Regions from separate parts of the Homo sapiens genome. Here region 1 is linked to region 2. The links are chromatin loops, found by intact Hi-C in ENCODE. Cell type or tissue: PC-3. All regions are shown on one strand.

The links. Hi-C counts contacts between places; a loop is a spot of excess contacts. Peaks named below come from ENCODE experiments on the same cell type or tissue, not always from the same donor. Only the 100,000 strongest peaks of a DNase experiment are listed, where the experiment ranks them.
Region 1: a loop joins it to region 2, with 3 times the contacts of the local background. A loop is called at or near these places in 8 of 110 quality-filtered maps.

Annotation. Positions count from the first base shown.
Region 1 is chr2:169,008,419-169,016,418 of GRCh38, forward strand. It overlaps ABCB11 (ATP binding cassette subfamily B member 11), which reads right to left. Exons shown (of 28, transcript NM_003742.4): 4 at 5,885-5,936; 5 at 4,854-5,092. Among named protein-coding and RNA genes, the nearest start is that of ABCB11, 19 kb to the right of the region's middle. In PC-3, no CTCF peak of the experiment used is centred here; DNase peaks (open chromatin) are centred at 2,443, 3,923 and 5,633; H3K4me3 peaks cover 2,066 bases; H3K27ac peaks cover 5,904 bases.
Region 2 is chr2:169,092,617-169,100,616 of GRCh38, forward strand. DHRS9 (dehydrogenase/reductase 9) reads left to right here. Exons shown (of 5, transcript NM_001376924.1): 5 at 2,928-3,551. The coding sequence ends at 3,151. Among named protein-coding and RNA genes, the nearest start is that of DHRS9, 27 kb to the left of the region's middle. In PC-3, a CTCF peak has its summit at 3,828; a DNase peak (open chromatin) is centred at 3,065; H3K4me3 peaks cover 509 bases; H3K27ac peaks cover 1,565 bases.

The DNA of each region.
Region 1 (8,000 bases), 84 kb before region 2:
CCTTCTTCTTAGCAACCATCCCTTTTAAGAACACACATGACTGCATTTAGGGCCCACCTGGATAATCCAGGATAGTCTCCCCCATCTCGATATTGTTAACTGAATCACGTCTGCATAGACCCTTTTCCCATACAAGGTAACATTCACAGGTTCTAGGGATAAGGACCTGGATATCTTTGGGGGTCATTATTCTACCTATGAGAGATATCACAGATGCTAAATAACAAGTGCTGGTGAGGATGTGGAGAAATTAGAACCCTCATACACTGTTAGCAGAAATGTAAATGGTGCAGCCACTGTGGAAAATAGTCTGGCAGTTCCTAGAATAGTTAAACATAGAGTTACCATGTGATACAGCAATTCCACACTTAGACATGTACCCAAGAGAAATGAAGACATGTCCACACAAAAATCTGTATACAAATGTTCACAGCAGAATTATTTGTAATAGCTCAAAAGTGGGAACAATCCAAATGTCCATCAACTGATGAACAGATACATAACATGTATTATATCCATATAACGAAATATTATTTAGCAATAAAAATACATGTGGATGAACTGCAAAAAACACATGCTTAAGTTAAAGAAGCCAATCTCAAAGGATCACATATTATATGATATTATTAATATGACATGTTCAGAATAGGCAAATCTACAGTCAGAAAGCAGATTAGTGTTGCCTAGGGATAGGGAGGAGGATGAGGTACTAGAAAGTGATGGCCGAGGGGCAAGGGGTTTCTTTTTCTAGTAATGAAAATGTTTTAAAATTCTAGAAATACCATTTGACCCAGCCATCCCATTACTGGGTATATACCCAAAGGATTATAAATCATGCTGCTATAAGGATACATGCACACGTATGTTTATTGTGGCACTATTCACAATAGCAAAGACTTGGAACCAACCCAAATGTCCAACAGTGATAGACTGGATTAAGAAAATGTGGCACATATACACCATGGAATACTATGCAGCCATAAAAAATGATGAGTTCATGTCCTTTGTAGGGACATGGATGAAACTGGAAACCATCATTCTCAGCAAACTATCGCGAGGACAAAAAACCAAACACTACATGTTCTCACTCATAGGTGGGAATTGAACAATGAGAACACATGGACACAGGAAGGGGAACATCACACACTGGGGCCTGTTGTGGGGTGGGGGGAGGGGGGAGGGATAGCATCAGGAGAAATACCTAATGTTAAATGACGAGTTGATGGGTGCAGCACACCAACATGGTACATGTGTATATATGTAGCAAACCTGCACATTGTGCACATGTACCCTAAAACTTAAAGTATAATTAAAAAAAAGGAAAAAAAAGAAAATGTTCTAAAATTGACTGTGGCAGTGAATGCACAACTCTGTAAATATACTAAAAAACATCTAATTGTACACTTCGAGTGGGTGAATTTTATAGTATGTGAATTGTATCTCAACAAAGCCATTACAAAAGTATATAGCCTAAACTGTCTAGCTACAAAATAGTGCTTGCTTATACAAACTGAATATATATTGCTAAGAACATAGACTGAAATCCAAGTGAAAGGACAGGCCTAGATTTCTGCATTGATTTATCTGTATGAGAGGAAGTGAAGACTTGAGCTCCCCAATGCCCGCAGTAGTAATCAGCCTCCAAAAAGCCCCTAAAATTCTCATCTGGCAATATTCACACTTGTTTAGACTCCTTCCAAATTACACCAGGGTTGGTTTCTGTGACCCATAGAATATGGCAGAAATTACAGTATGTCTCTTCTACAATTAAGTTACACGAGACTTTGTGGCTTCCATTTGAGTGTTTACACTTTAATTGGATAAAAGAAAATAAAATGAAATTGCAACTGTGGTATTTTAACTTCCTATTCCTTCATCTGCTTTCATTTTTTTATCTATTATTCGACTGTTCTGACCAGAAATTCTGATAAGCTAATCAAGAGACCTGACACTCTGTAATCCTTATCAGTGTAATTCACTGACAGCCATCTGGAAGGCTTTAACTTAAAAATTCCATCTACTAGATTACAATTGACATGTGGAAACCAATATAATAAAATAGTAAAACCAGCTCCTGTCATTACACACACATGCTTTTGTTGCTAAAATTATTGGGTTGTCTTGTATATTCTAAGGCTAATACATCTATTGTAATAAAAGGAGAAACTGTACTTTTAATGATATACTTTTTCCACGAAAGAAACCTGCAAACAGTTTGGGCGACTTTGGAGGTATATAAACTACTTACAGGTAGAAAAATGTCCTCTCTTTTCTCCTCTGTCCCACCCAAGTCATAAGATCGCGGTGATCTTACCATAAAACAGCTAAACAAACATGTTATTCAGAATAGAACAAATAGTATTCATGTCAATGATCACAATAACTCACGATGACAGTATTTAACTCATCAAGGAGTTCCTGGTAAAGAAATGCCTAGAAAGGTATAGTCTATACAATTTCAGCTATCTGTATGAATTTTTTTAAAAAGAAAAGGACAAATGTCCATTCACATTTGGTATTACGTGAATTCAGCCAAAGCCAGTGGACTTCTGAAAGCCTCAGTTTGTATTCTTTGCTCGCCTTCAGGTATGTGATCCAGTAACAATGAAGACAGTGAGTAATGAGTGGCCACAGAGAATTCCTTTTTAATAGATGGCTATGATGCAAATGTTGAAAGTAGATTCATTCTTTAATTCATTGGATAAATATTCATAAGCACCTAGTATCATGTATATGCCTCAAATTTTGGCTCCTCTCACATTTATTTCCAAATTTTAAGGCATGATAAGATATACTTGAGGACCTTTTCCTCAAAAACTTATCCTCATAAGTGTTATCCGTGGCTTGGGTCAATTTACATCACACATAGGTCTGAATGCATTTTTTTCTCCAAGGGGAGAATGATTAATCTTATGTTTTGTGGTCAAACCCCTCTGTAAAAAGCAGTTCACTTCTGTCCTCCCGCATAAATGAAGGATTTCAAAGACTTTTGTTGAACTCAATCTCTCTTTTATACAAATTGCTCTGAGTTTGTCAAATGAAAAGAAACTTCCAATTTTAGAAAAGAAACATACATATTTAGACATTAGGGAACTTATATAGAATAAGTAGGCTTGTTGTTTATAAAGAATAATTCACATTGTATATTATCCTGTGTTTTCTGTCAGGTACCTCCAAGTCTGTCACTGCATATGTTTTTAAATGATCATTGACTGAATGATGGCTTACTAGGCTTAAGCTTCACACAGATAGGGATCATGACTCTTTTGGTTTTTCTGAGATGGGGTCTCATTCTGTCACCCATGTAATCACAGCCAACTGCAGCCACAAACACCCAGACCCAAGTGATCTTCCCATCTCAGCCTCTCAAGTAGCTGGGATGACAGGGGCACACCACAAAGCCAAGCTATTTTTTAAAAAAATTTTTGTAGAGACAGGGTCTCACTATGTTGCCCAGGCTTGTCTCGAACTTCTGGGCTCAAACAATCCTCCTGTCTCACCCTCCCAGAGTGTTACGATTACAGGCATGAGCCACCATACCTGGCTAGGACCATGCTCTTAAGACAACTGTGTCCTTGATGCTTTCATGAGTTCCTGGTATATTTGATGTTTAAAAAAATTTTGGTTGAATGAGTAAATGAATGAAAGACCCTAAGAGAGATAATATTATGGAAGAGTGTCAATGATTTAGAAGGACTCATTCATAGTCTGGAATCAAGCCTATAGAAAATTTCAAAAATGAAGGTGAAAACTATAAATTCCTCTGAGGGAGCCATTCCTAGTGTCTTTCTAGCCAAGATGTGCCCCACCCTTGATTCTTGAACCTGAATATGTGGGTTCCTATGTGCAAATAAGCTGTTCTGAACTTGAGCCAGCATGAGGCACACTGCAAAGGCCATGCTATGACAGTGAGTCAGCCCTGAGTACACGACAGACTCACTGATTACAAGGTGGCCTGTCAGGCTTATCACAAAGAAAACAGTAGCATAGTGACTGTGTCTGTGTGAGTTCTGGCTACTTCTGCGTGGTTGCCTCTGATCACAGCACTGCCCTAGTTTTCTCACGCCTGTAATCTCAGCACTTTGGGAGGCTGAGGCAGGCAGATGACCTGAGGAGATTGAGACCAGCCTGTCCAAAATGGTGAAACCCCATCTCTACTAAAAATACAAAATTTAGCTGGGCATAGTGGCGGGCGCCTGTAATCCCAGCTACTCAGGAGGCTGAGTCATGAGAATCACTTGAACCCAAGAGGCAGAGGCTGCAGTGAGCCAAGATCACACCACTGTACTCCAGCCTGGGCAAAAAAGGAGACTCCATCTTAAAAAAAAAAAAAAAAGAAAAAAGAAAAAAACAAACTCAACTACTGGTTGAGACTAGTGTACCTTACTCAAAGTAATGCAGCCTGTTCATGAAATTCCCATTACAGATGGAAGGGTTAAGATCAAGTGGATCACCAGCCACAGCCACAAAGCTAAGGGGCAGAGGGGAGTTGGTGGGGGGGAAAAATAGAACTCTTGGAGATGATACTCAAGTAAAATTCATGGGTCACCTCCCTAGTGACGTTAAGTATTGGTAGTGTCATGCTCAAGCCTATACTCAATAAAGTGGTAACATTTTGGCAATGTATTTGGTGAGTGACTTTCAATCCTGTTTCTATTAAGATTTTAAAACATAGTAAGATAGAAGGAAACTTGAGGCAGAGTAATTTCTAGAAATATGGGTAAACTCATGTTTCTATTCTCTTTGTGTTAGATACCACTCCAGCTCAGCCAGTAAAATCCCCTCTATACATTTTGAATTACAATTTAAGATATGAGCAAAAAAGTAAAAAATTAAAAACAAAAACAACCTACCCACAACGTGTTCCATTTGTCATGTTCTGGTTGAGGGAACTGTTAGTCCATACAATGGTGTTATTCACACATGCTTTTCCTGGAATCTGGAGTTCTTGTAACTCAACGTCGTAGTCAATAAAAACATCTGTCATTGTGCCAAAAATGAGTAGCACGCCTGGCTGGGCTATTCCATGGAGAAATGCACACAAACTTCCCACAAACATCAGCCAAATGTCAGTTGATGAAGAAAACCGAAACTTGAAAAACAAAGGGTTCAGAGATCATCTATGGGTGAAGAGCAGGAGAGGTAGGAGGACTACTTAATTTAGTTACTAGATTCTCATGAATAGTACTCAACACCAAATTTCATGGGAATCACCTTAATTGAGTGGCAGAGTTCGTATACTAATTATATTGAAATAAACGGCACGGTACATCAATTATCTAAAACATTAGACTCTTACATTGTTAGATCATGTTATAAATTTCCTGCTCTCTGAATTCATTCTGTTTATTTCAGGAGCTGACTTTCGTTTTTAGCTACTCATCTACAACTTAGGGGAAAATAATCACTGTCATTGATGCCATTGCCAAGTAGATAAACTGTGTGGGGCATTGAGAAATACTATAAATTGTTTTGTTGAACTGATAGTGACTATGAAGAATGCCAATTTCTGCCTAGAAATGCCTCCATCCTGAGAAAATTTGGAGTAAACACCTATACTTTAAAATTTCTAAAGATTTGTCATAAGAATAAATATATATATGTGATTGTTGTGATGACTTTCCTTACAAATATGATAACCATGGGCTTAGTGATAATTTTCCAAGACATTTTTCTGATCTATTGGATAGGATTTGTATGCTTTATGAGCAATATATTTCTAATAGTTATTCAGCATGTTATCACATAGGCAAAGCCTATGACTGAAAAAGTGATCACTGAAGTTAAAAACCTGCCAATATGACTAAAGATTTAACACTCCCCTCATGATCTAAACAATTTATAGCTGCACACCCACTGCCATAAATCAACACAGTTTTATTACCAATTGAAAGAAGCCAACTCTAACGCCATCACCTTTCTTCTCATCTTGTAACCTGATGAGAAAAACATAAGGATTTAAAGACCACCCTTTCCAATACAATGGGAAATTCTCCCTAGGTGGTGATTTTATGAGTTATTCTTTAGTAAGAAAGAAAATCCCCACTGGCTGGAAAATTCTGGCCAAACCTAGTATCTTAAACACAAGCTTTATTCTTCTAGATTTCCCTCTTCTAGAGATTTCAGTATAGCTCAATCTCAGGTTCACTAGCGATTCACAGAGATGAACACCTGAGAGGTATGGAGAGAAAGTAAAAAGTCCTCTATACTCCCAGTTATACCAACAAATAACTCTTTGCCCTCAGTCATGACCCTCAATCTATTTGTGACTGCATTTCCTCATGGGTAAGTTGAAGTGGTTGGATTAGCTAATTTTAAAGCTTCCTCATGCTTAAAAATATTACAACTACATTAAATAATGTTGATAATGATGAAAAATTCAAGAACATGCCCACACTTTTCATAGAATCATATTTCCTTAATATTTCCCATTCATTTCATTTCCCATAAGGCCATGTTTAACCTGTATTTGACCTCTTCAACTTCGGGGATCTTGACTTAACCTGAGTCACGCAGTCCATGAATACACCCTGGACCTTGCTGTCACCAGGAACTACTGTCTGACATGTTTAACTCCTTGGCACTCTGTGACTGCCCATGTACCTCATTTTCTCGCTTCCTTCCTCCTTCCACACCTATTTGTCAACCTCACTTGAGCCATGCAGTCCTTTAAATCCTTCATTTCCTTCCATTGCTAAACCCCATTAAGATTTTGCTTCCTTCCCCATGCAGCCAAGGTCCCTCTGCCAGGCATTTGAACCACACTCTCACCATCATCCTCAATTATTTTCTCTACATCATCCTTGTAAACTTCATCCTGCATCCATCCAGCTGTTTGCCCTCTTCTCCTTAAGCCAGGCTGCTGGGCCTGCTGGACACAACCTCACCACCTTGTGAATGGATACCAACACAGGCAGAGTCTAGTACTCAGCTGCCCTAAGCTTCCCTTCTGGCCCAGAAAAGAATCCTAAATTTTTTCTGAGACTCCCCACGGTCTGGCCCTTGGCTCTCTGACCTCACCTCCTCCAACTATATTCTAGTTCTCAACACCCCACTTGCCTGGCCTCTTGCTGACCTTTGTCCATGCCCAACTGTTCCCACCTCTGGGTGCGGGCACCTGCTACTCCTTCTCCCCAGGTGCATTTTCTTTAGGTAACCACAGGGACAGCTCCATCACCTCCGCTAGACCTTCCTTTGAAATCACCTACTCAACAGAGTCTTGCCTGGCCAAAGTCTTTAAAATTTCAACCCCACCCCCCACGCACCATTTCATAGCTCCATTTCCAGTTTATTTTTCCTTCTCAGAAAGAAAGTGATAGATTATCACTAGCTACCATGCTATACATTTGATTTATTTACAATGTTTATTATATCTCCCTCACTAAAATGTAAACTCCTCAAGGGCCAACATTTTTGCCTATTTTGTTCTTTTCTATACCCGCAGCACCTACAATAGTGTCTGATACCAAATAGACACTCAATATTTGCAAAACGAATGAATTAATGGAGTGAATGTGTGCTCTCCAGCTCAACATGCAATGCACACTTCATTTCTCTGCGGATTGCTCCCATTCTTCTCAGCAGCTCTGGCAAAATTTGCTGTGATCTTCTCATTCCATGCTCACCTCCTCTAAAAACAAAGCAACTCATTCAACTTCCTACTCATCCTCTCCTTGCCATTCATCTACATCCACACCCATTTTTTAAACTTCCCACGCAATAAGAAACGTGTGGCTCTCAGAGGCCCAGGCTGACCTGACCACTCCCAGCCCAAAGCTAATCTTACCACTCCCACTTCCTCCCTCTGCTGTGAATTACTTAAAATTTCTAAAATACCTTTAACCCTTCCGTTTCCACCACCTCCACTTCAGGAACTTACCTGATGCCTCACTTCTGTCTTCTAAATTAGACCTCATCTAATCCCGCCTTCATACCAGACTGTGATTAGCTGATATGTGTTCTATATGAGAATTCAAAATCTTTAGCTGAACAGAAATATG
Region 2 (8,000 bases):
GGGCAGGTCAGGTTTGAATAAGAGGAAAGGACAGGAAATAATTACTTGGGTGGAAACTTTCTGGAGCAGGAACACATGGAGGAGAAGATGGAAGACACCAGGAGCCTTCCTGGTCAAGAGATTGAGTCAGAGATGGGAGAATAATAATAAAGATGACATAATGACAACTAACAAATAGTAAATATTTACTATGTACTTGTCACCATTCTAAGTGCTTTACAGGGACACTCATTTAAAATCCCCCAAAAAACTCTTATTATCGTCTTCATTTTATAGAAATAGAGGCATAGAGAATAACTTACCAAAATTGTACCACCAGTAAGTGGAAGAGCTAGATTTGGACCCAGGCAGCCTGACCGTGCCATTTATGCTTGGCCATGGCACTATAATGTGAACAAGGCATTAAGGACTTTGGTTACACTCCTGTTATCAGGCTTTCCCCTCCGCCACAAACTTCTTGGGTCGGTTAAAGTTTACTTGATATTCCTCAAGTACTCACTGACCTCCTGCTTTGAGTTGAGCAGGGTTCCACCTAACTATGGGTAGTTCTTTCCCTCCAAACTGTGCTCAGGCCTCTTAATCAGTGGACTTGGTAAGACTGTCAACTGTGGCAAGGTTCATGGTCAGGAGTTTTCAAGGCAGAGCTGAAAGCCAAGTCAGACCCACCTGGAGAGGTTTTTAAAATGACTGACTCCTCCAACCACCATTACCCTAAACACACACACACGCACACACACACACATGCACACACACAGAGGTACACACATTATCTATATATCAACTGAAATGTCTGGTCTTACAAACATCTTAGTGCTGACATGCCACTATAGGTTTAGAGCCACTGCCATCAAATACTCTACTTTTCAGTTCCTGACTCTGAAGGTTCTATGTAGGTTCCATCTAAGATGGAACTTAATACTTCAGAAACAAAACCCCTCATTTAAAAGAGCTTTCTCTGTTTGATATTGATACCGATACTTTTTAAATGCCTTTGAATATATCACTGACTTCCATCTCCAATTATTTTTGGCTTGGTTCCTGGTTCATGTGTTCTGTCTCAGAAATACCAAAAGGCATTGAGCTCAGTTTTACACTGGTTGTTCTCACTAGAGTTTTCAAGTCAGGACTTGGAGATCAGCCAAAGTCACGGTCCCAAAGTAGACCACAAATTGAAGGTCATCTTTTCTTAATTTCCCAAGCTGGGATAGTAGGAGTTTAAAATAGCCACTAAGACTTATTAGGTTCTTTGAACAACTTGTGGCCAGTGGGACTTGAAGTTGAAAGAAAGATCTAACATCATAGACTTTCCCTTGAGAAGACACAGCTCAGGTATGGTTTAAAAGTATGTGAGAATCATATGATAGCTCTACTTTGAATTTGGGGGGGAAATCTCTATGCCATTTTCCATAATGACTGTACTAATTTACATTCTCACAAACAGTATACAAGAGGTTTTCTCCATGCCCTTGTCAATACTTGTTATCTTTTGTCTTTTGATAGTAGCCATTCTAACAAATGTGAGGTGATATCTCATTTTGGTTTTAATTTGCATTTCCCTGATGATTAGTGGTGACAAACATTTTTTTCATATACCTGTTGGCCATTTGTATCTTCTTTTGAGAAAAGTCTGTTCAGATTCTCTTCCCATTTTTAATCAGGTTATTTCTTTTCTTGCTGTTGAGTTTCTTATACATTTTGGATATTAACTGTGCCTAAGATATAAAGTTTGCAAATATTTTTTCCCATTCTGTATGTTTTCTCTTCACTCTTTCAACTGTTTCCTTTGCTGTGCAGAAGCTTTTTAGTTGGATACAGTCCCACTTATCTAGTTTTGCTGTTGTTTAGCTTTGTGTTTTTGGGGTCATATCCAAAGAAATCATTGCCCAGACCAATGTCAAGAAGTATTTCCTTTATGTTTTCTTCTAGTAGTTTTTTTTTTTTTTTAATAGAGATGAGGTCACACTATGGTGCCCAGGATGGTCTTGAACTCCCTGGGATCAAGTGATCTTCCCACCTCAGCCTCCCAAAGTGCTGTAATTACAGGTGTGAGCCACCATGCCAGGCCTCTTTTGGCAGTTTTATAATTTCAGGTCTATGTTTAAGTCTTCAATCCATTTTAAGTTGATTTTTTTATATGGTGTAAGATTCAGTTTCATTCTTCTTCATGTGGATATACTGTTTTCCCAATACCATGTATTGAAAAGACTGGGGTTGTAATCCACCACTAATCCCTTGTAAAATCCCTGCCTCTCTAAAGGTATCTTCGCTCATTATTCAAACATCTCATTTGCATGAGAACTGGGATCCTTTTAGCTTCCTGAGTCAGTACATTTGGGGATGATTCTCTCTTTATTTACAGATTATAGAAGCCTATACAAGTATACAAGTGCACAATTACATCCACACATGCATGCACATACATGCACAAGCACATGTGCAACCCACATTTTCTCTAGACACATAATCCCCTAAAACAAATTAGAAATCAAACATACAACTTTCTAGGCTTAGGGGCCTCATGGGCTTTATGAAGTATCGTTTCCTCATTGCTCTAAAGCACTGAGGGATCAAAGTTTGATCCCTGGACCAGCAGCATCAGCATCATCTGGAAATTTGTTAGAAATGCTCATTCTTGGGCCCCACCTCATACCTCAGTCAGAAACTCTGGAGGTGGAACCGAGAAACCTGGGTTTTAATGAGCTCTCTAGAAGAATCTGCTGCCAACCCAATCTTGAGAGCTGCTGGTCTAAAGAAAGCATTGCAATATCATTTTCTGAGGAATAGATAGTAAATCCTCAAAATGAGCCTCAATTATAATGGACAATTCAGAATAAATCCCCTTGTATCCATCCTCCCCTTTGCACCCTAGACTTCCACTCTGCTTTCCCCTTCTACCAAAGAGTAAATGTACTTTTGTCTCTTTTTAGGTCTAGACAAACTGAAAGGCAATAAATCCTATGTGAACATGGACCTCTCTCCGGTGGTAGAGTGCATGGACCACGCTCTAACAAGTCTCTTCCCTAAGACTCATTATGCCGCTGGAAAAGATGCCAAAATTTTCTGGATACCTCTGTCTCACATGCCAGCAGCTTTGCAAGACTTTTTATTGTTGAAACAGAAAGCAGAGCTGGCTAATCCCAAGGCAGTGTGACTCAGCTAACCACAAATGTCTCCTCCAGGCTATGAAATTGGCCGATTTCAAGAACACATCTCCTTTTCAACCCCATTCCTTATCTGCTCCAACCTGGACTCATTTAGATCGTGCTTATTTGGATTGCAAAAGGGAGTCCCACCATCGCTGGTGGTATCCCAGGGTCCCTGCTCAAGTTTTCTTTGAAAAGGAGGGCTGGAATGGTACATCACATAGGCAAGTCCTGCCCTGTATTTAGGCTTTGCCTGCTTGGTGTGATGTAAGGGAAATTGAAAGACTTGCCCATTCAAAATGATCTTTACCGTGGCCTGCCCCATGCTTATGGTCCCCAGCATTTACAGTAACTTGTGAATGTTAAGTATCATCTCTTATCTAAATATTAAAAGATAAGTCAAACATTTTCATGAGTGGATAGACATGTTCTGTTACCTTGCTGAGGATGACTCTGAAGGACCAAAGCTCAGTTCTGATAAGCTTTGAAAAGGACAGGAAAAGGGAGGGTGATCAAGCATTGTGTGACACGGGTATAAGCTAAAGGCAGCAGTAAAACACTAGATAGAACTGCAAACAGAAGGAAAGAAAAAGATAGGAAAAGGAATAAGAGGACTGCAACAAAAGAATATATACCTAAATATATATATATGAAGAGAGACTCCCCAACACTCAGACAAGCCTTCCTAGAGGGAGCTATGGAGGTGAACATCCTATTCAAGCCCCTAAGAACATTGATGCACACAGTTTTCTGGTGGAAAGATGTAATGACATAGTAACTAATCATTCCAAAAGAAGAATAATGTTACATTTGGTTGGTTTATTCTGATGATTGTAAAAGTAACAAGACCCAGACCATGTGGCACAACTTACACCTGAGATGGCTGGAAATCTTGCATTTGAAGGGTCTTTGAAGCCCCATGAAGATATAGAGCTAAATAAAAAGGCTCTCTTTAGTCTACAGTTACAGTGGGATTAGATCTGCATCTTGCTTATATTCATGTTTCTAAATTGAATAGACCCTGGGCCCACACCCCATCCAAAAGAAAGAGTTCCCTAAACAGACGTTTCCCGATTCCAATAGCCAATACTGCTCGCAAAGGTTTGTAGACTATTTACAAGAAGAAGCCTGCAGTGGCAGAATGCAACATGTTTTGCTTAATAATATGGTGTAAACAGCCAGAGAGATTAGCTAATGCACATGTGCAAGTGTGCACGTGCACACACACACAGAGGCATATACACACATGCTTAACATATTGCAAAGAAAGTCTGCCTGTAATCCCAGCAGGTCAAGGCAGAAGGATCGCTTGAGCCCAGGAGTTCAAAACCAGCTTGGGCAATATAGTGAAATCTTGTCTCTACAAAAACTAAAGAGTTAGCTTGGCATGGTAGTGTACATCTGTAGTCCCAGCTACTTGGGAGACTGAGGCAGAGGATCACTTGAGCCAGGAGGTTGAGGCTGCATTGAGCTGTGATCATGCCACTGCACTCCAGCCTGGAAGACGGAGCAAGACCTTGTCTCAAAAAAAGAAAAGAAAAGAAAAGAAAAAATATTTAATATCTGCTGCTTGAAACCATGTCCGTTTGAAGGTATTAGTAATTCTATTCATTTTTAATCACCTTTCCAGAAATATCTGCTTATGAGGTAATTTTCTCCTTTCAAGTTTACAACATATTGGTGAGTGAAAAATCAAATTACAAATGGTGTCAATCCACTTAGATATACATTTCATAATTTTGAAGAAGGATATACTCATCATTTTTGCATCAAAATGAAAAAAAAATCACAGCAAGAATGAGATGGAAGAATTCTCGGGCAAAGTTAACTAACCTGCCTGCCTGTGAGGTCATCCCCATCTTGGACCTAGCCCCAGAGACAGCTCACTTGTAGATCTCTGGTTTCTTCTTGTTGCAGTTAACCACCCCATAGTCTGTTCTTGGAGGTAAAGTTCACCAATGTTGTCTGCTGGGGCCCCTCCTCACCTTGAATTCACATCTTGGCTTCATTTCACTGCTTTAGAATTCTTGACAAGCTGCTCCCTGACTTTCCAGACCTCCCAGGGCTACCAAGATGTTTAGACTCTGAAGGAACTTTCTTTGCCAAGCTTCTAACCATTTCAGTCATATTCTTGGGCCTACCTGATTGTGTTCTTTCTTTTGTTTTGCCTAGACCTGAGTTCTTTGTTCTTTCCTTCCAGTAGCTACAATTTGGTAACTCCCTGTTTCATCCAACTAAAAAATTCTCTCCTTAAAACAAATGTCACCAGGTGTGATATTACTCCAAAATAATACCAAATATATTCACCTAAGCAATTTTTAAAGGTTTTTAAAATACATGAGAAGGTGGGGTGTTGGGGGCATAGAGGCATAAGTCTCTACAGAGGCACAAGATGTGTGGTAGGGAGAAAGGGGGGACGAGGATATCAGACAGTCACTATATCAGGCATCTTGGGCATGGGTTCCTAGACTTCTCTCTGTCTTACCATAATCACTTCTAATTCTCTGTTCTTTTGGGGAAAATACCTATCAAATTTTTATCTGTAAATATTTGAAGAGACATATTTTGACTACGATGGACATTCTTCTAAGTATTGGCCTATAATAAGGAACATGATGGATGTGAGGCCTTCCTTCCTAGAGCCTTTTGGAAATAATCCAAATCTAAGGCCAATACTCAGGAAGCCTTAGAGGACCTTCTCCAGGAATGCACGGCCAAGATGAACGGAGATGTTGTCCTCCACCACATCTAGCTTGAAGGATTCTTCCTCACTTAGTTTAGAGAGACCAAGAGAACCTCCCAAACCCTCCCTCTGACCTGATCCAAAAATCCAAGTGTGTCCTTCATCTGGGCATCCACAATATATTCAAATCTGGAGTTTTTATCTTCCCTGCCCCACAGATGTTTTCCCAGTCCAGCACCAACTACTGTCAATTTAATCTCCATAGGGATCTGGAGTCTGTCTACCTTTCTTCATCTCCAGTGCAATCACCTGTTCAAGCTACCCTCATCTCTTGTTTCTACCACAGCATATCCACCTTGTGCACCATCATTGATTTCTCTTCATTGTAGTCAGAATTGTTCATAATTAACATCTAATCATTCTACTCCTTCTGTCGTTGCTTTCTTAAAATCTTTTCAAAGTGTTCCTGTTGCACTTTGGCTGAAGACTAAAATGATTATGTGAACCCTGCTGCCACCATACTCCTCATTAGCCTCATTTTATAGCACTGTTCTCTTCACTTGGCCACCTCTGCAGCTTTCCCATGCCTCTCTCTGGAAAGTTCCATCTTACCTGGTTTTCTAGTTTCTTTGTCCTACAGATCTCAACCACGTTCTCAGGGAAGCCTGCACAATTTCAAATTCTGACCACCACCTCTTTATCCAGTTAGGTTCCCATCTTGTACACTCTCACTGTGCCCTGTAATTTTCTTCAGGAATCTCATCACAGTCTGTAATTGTATATGCATATGGTTAGTTAATATAGGTCTCCTGTATCATATCATAAGCTCCATAAAATCATGAATAATGATGCTTTGCTTATCTTTGTATCTCCTTACCTAGGACATCGCTGGCACACAGATCAATGTTCAATACATGTTTGTTGAATGAACACAAAAATTAGTCTATATTAGCCTTTCTAACTAAGGGTCAATTTATTACTCAAGATCAAGCTGGTCGGGTGCAGTGGCTCAGGCCTGTAATCCCAATATTTTGGGGGGGCCAACGCGGGAGAATCAGTTCCAGAGCAGCCTGGACAACACAGGGAGGCCCCATCTCTACAAAAACAAATTAAAAATATAAAAATTAGCTGAGCATGCTGGCATGTGCCTGTAGTCCTAGCTACAGTCTGAGGCAAGAGGGTATCTTGAGCCCAGGAGACTGAGGCTGCAGTGAGCTATGATTGCACCACTATAGTCCAGCCTGGGCAACAGAGCAAAACTCTGTCCCTAAAACATGAAAAATAATACGTTTTTTCAAAAAGATCAAGCTTGCTGATCCCAATAGTTGTGCTGTCAGTGTGCCAGTTCAGTCAAAGTCTTATAACTTCCTTGAGCATTTCAGGTCTTCCTGAAGGCTCCCCAGCTCTGGCTCTGCTCTCAGCCAGATACTGAGCAGTGTTACTGTAGTGATTTCCCACCACCTATTGCAAAGGAGGCTGCCTCCATGCCAAGCCATCCTGGGCCCAGTAGGCACAGAACTAAAAGAGCACCAGGGATCATTGAGTCTATTTCTCTGCTTACAGGCAGGACATGTCTAAGCCATCCAGCCTGAAGAGAATCTCTTCTAGTTAGAATCTCTCCAGAAACTCTATAACTTCTGTTATCTTAGGGTAGACCAATACTTAATGACCAATATTTCACCCTGACCAATAGTTAATGAGAAAAATTTCCAGGAAACTTCTTTAAAAAATGATCAATTTTGGCTCTTCTGCACACTATTAATCCCAGTAGTTTTCAAGAACACAAGACATCACAGTCCCATCAATGTGGAGGAAAAGCTAAACATTCTCAAAATGAAAAACATTTTTTATATTTATGACAACTCAATCTAAGCCATAGTTTATAAGGACAAAGCTGACCAAGAGTTTTGTGAGTCTTTGCAAGGTGAAAAATAAGATAATTTGATATTCCTAATGCTAACATTCTTCCTCAACTCTGCAATTCATTTTTCAAAAAGAAAATATAATTTCCATCCTAGTAGATGAGGTACTAATACAGCCAGAGCTTTAGTACAGATTCTGGTTTAGTAGTATTTCCAAGCATCTTTCTTTTTTTTTCTTCTATTTTCTTTTTTGCATATAACACCTGCTCAAGCAGGAACCAGATCACAGTTCTTGCCTGATTAGTCCCTAGA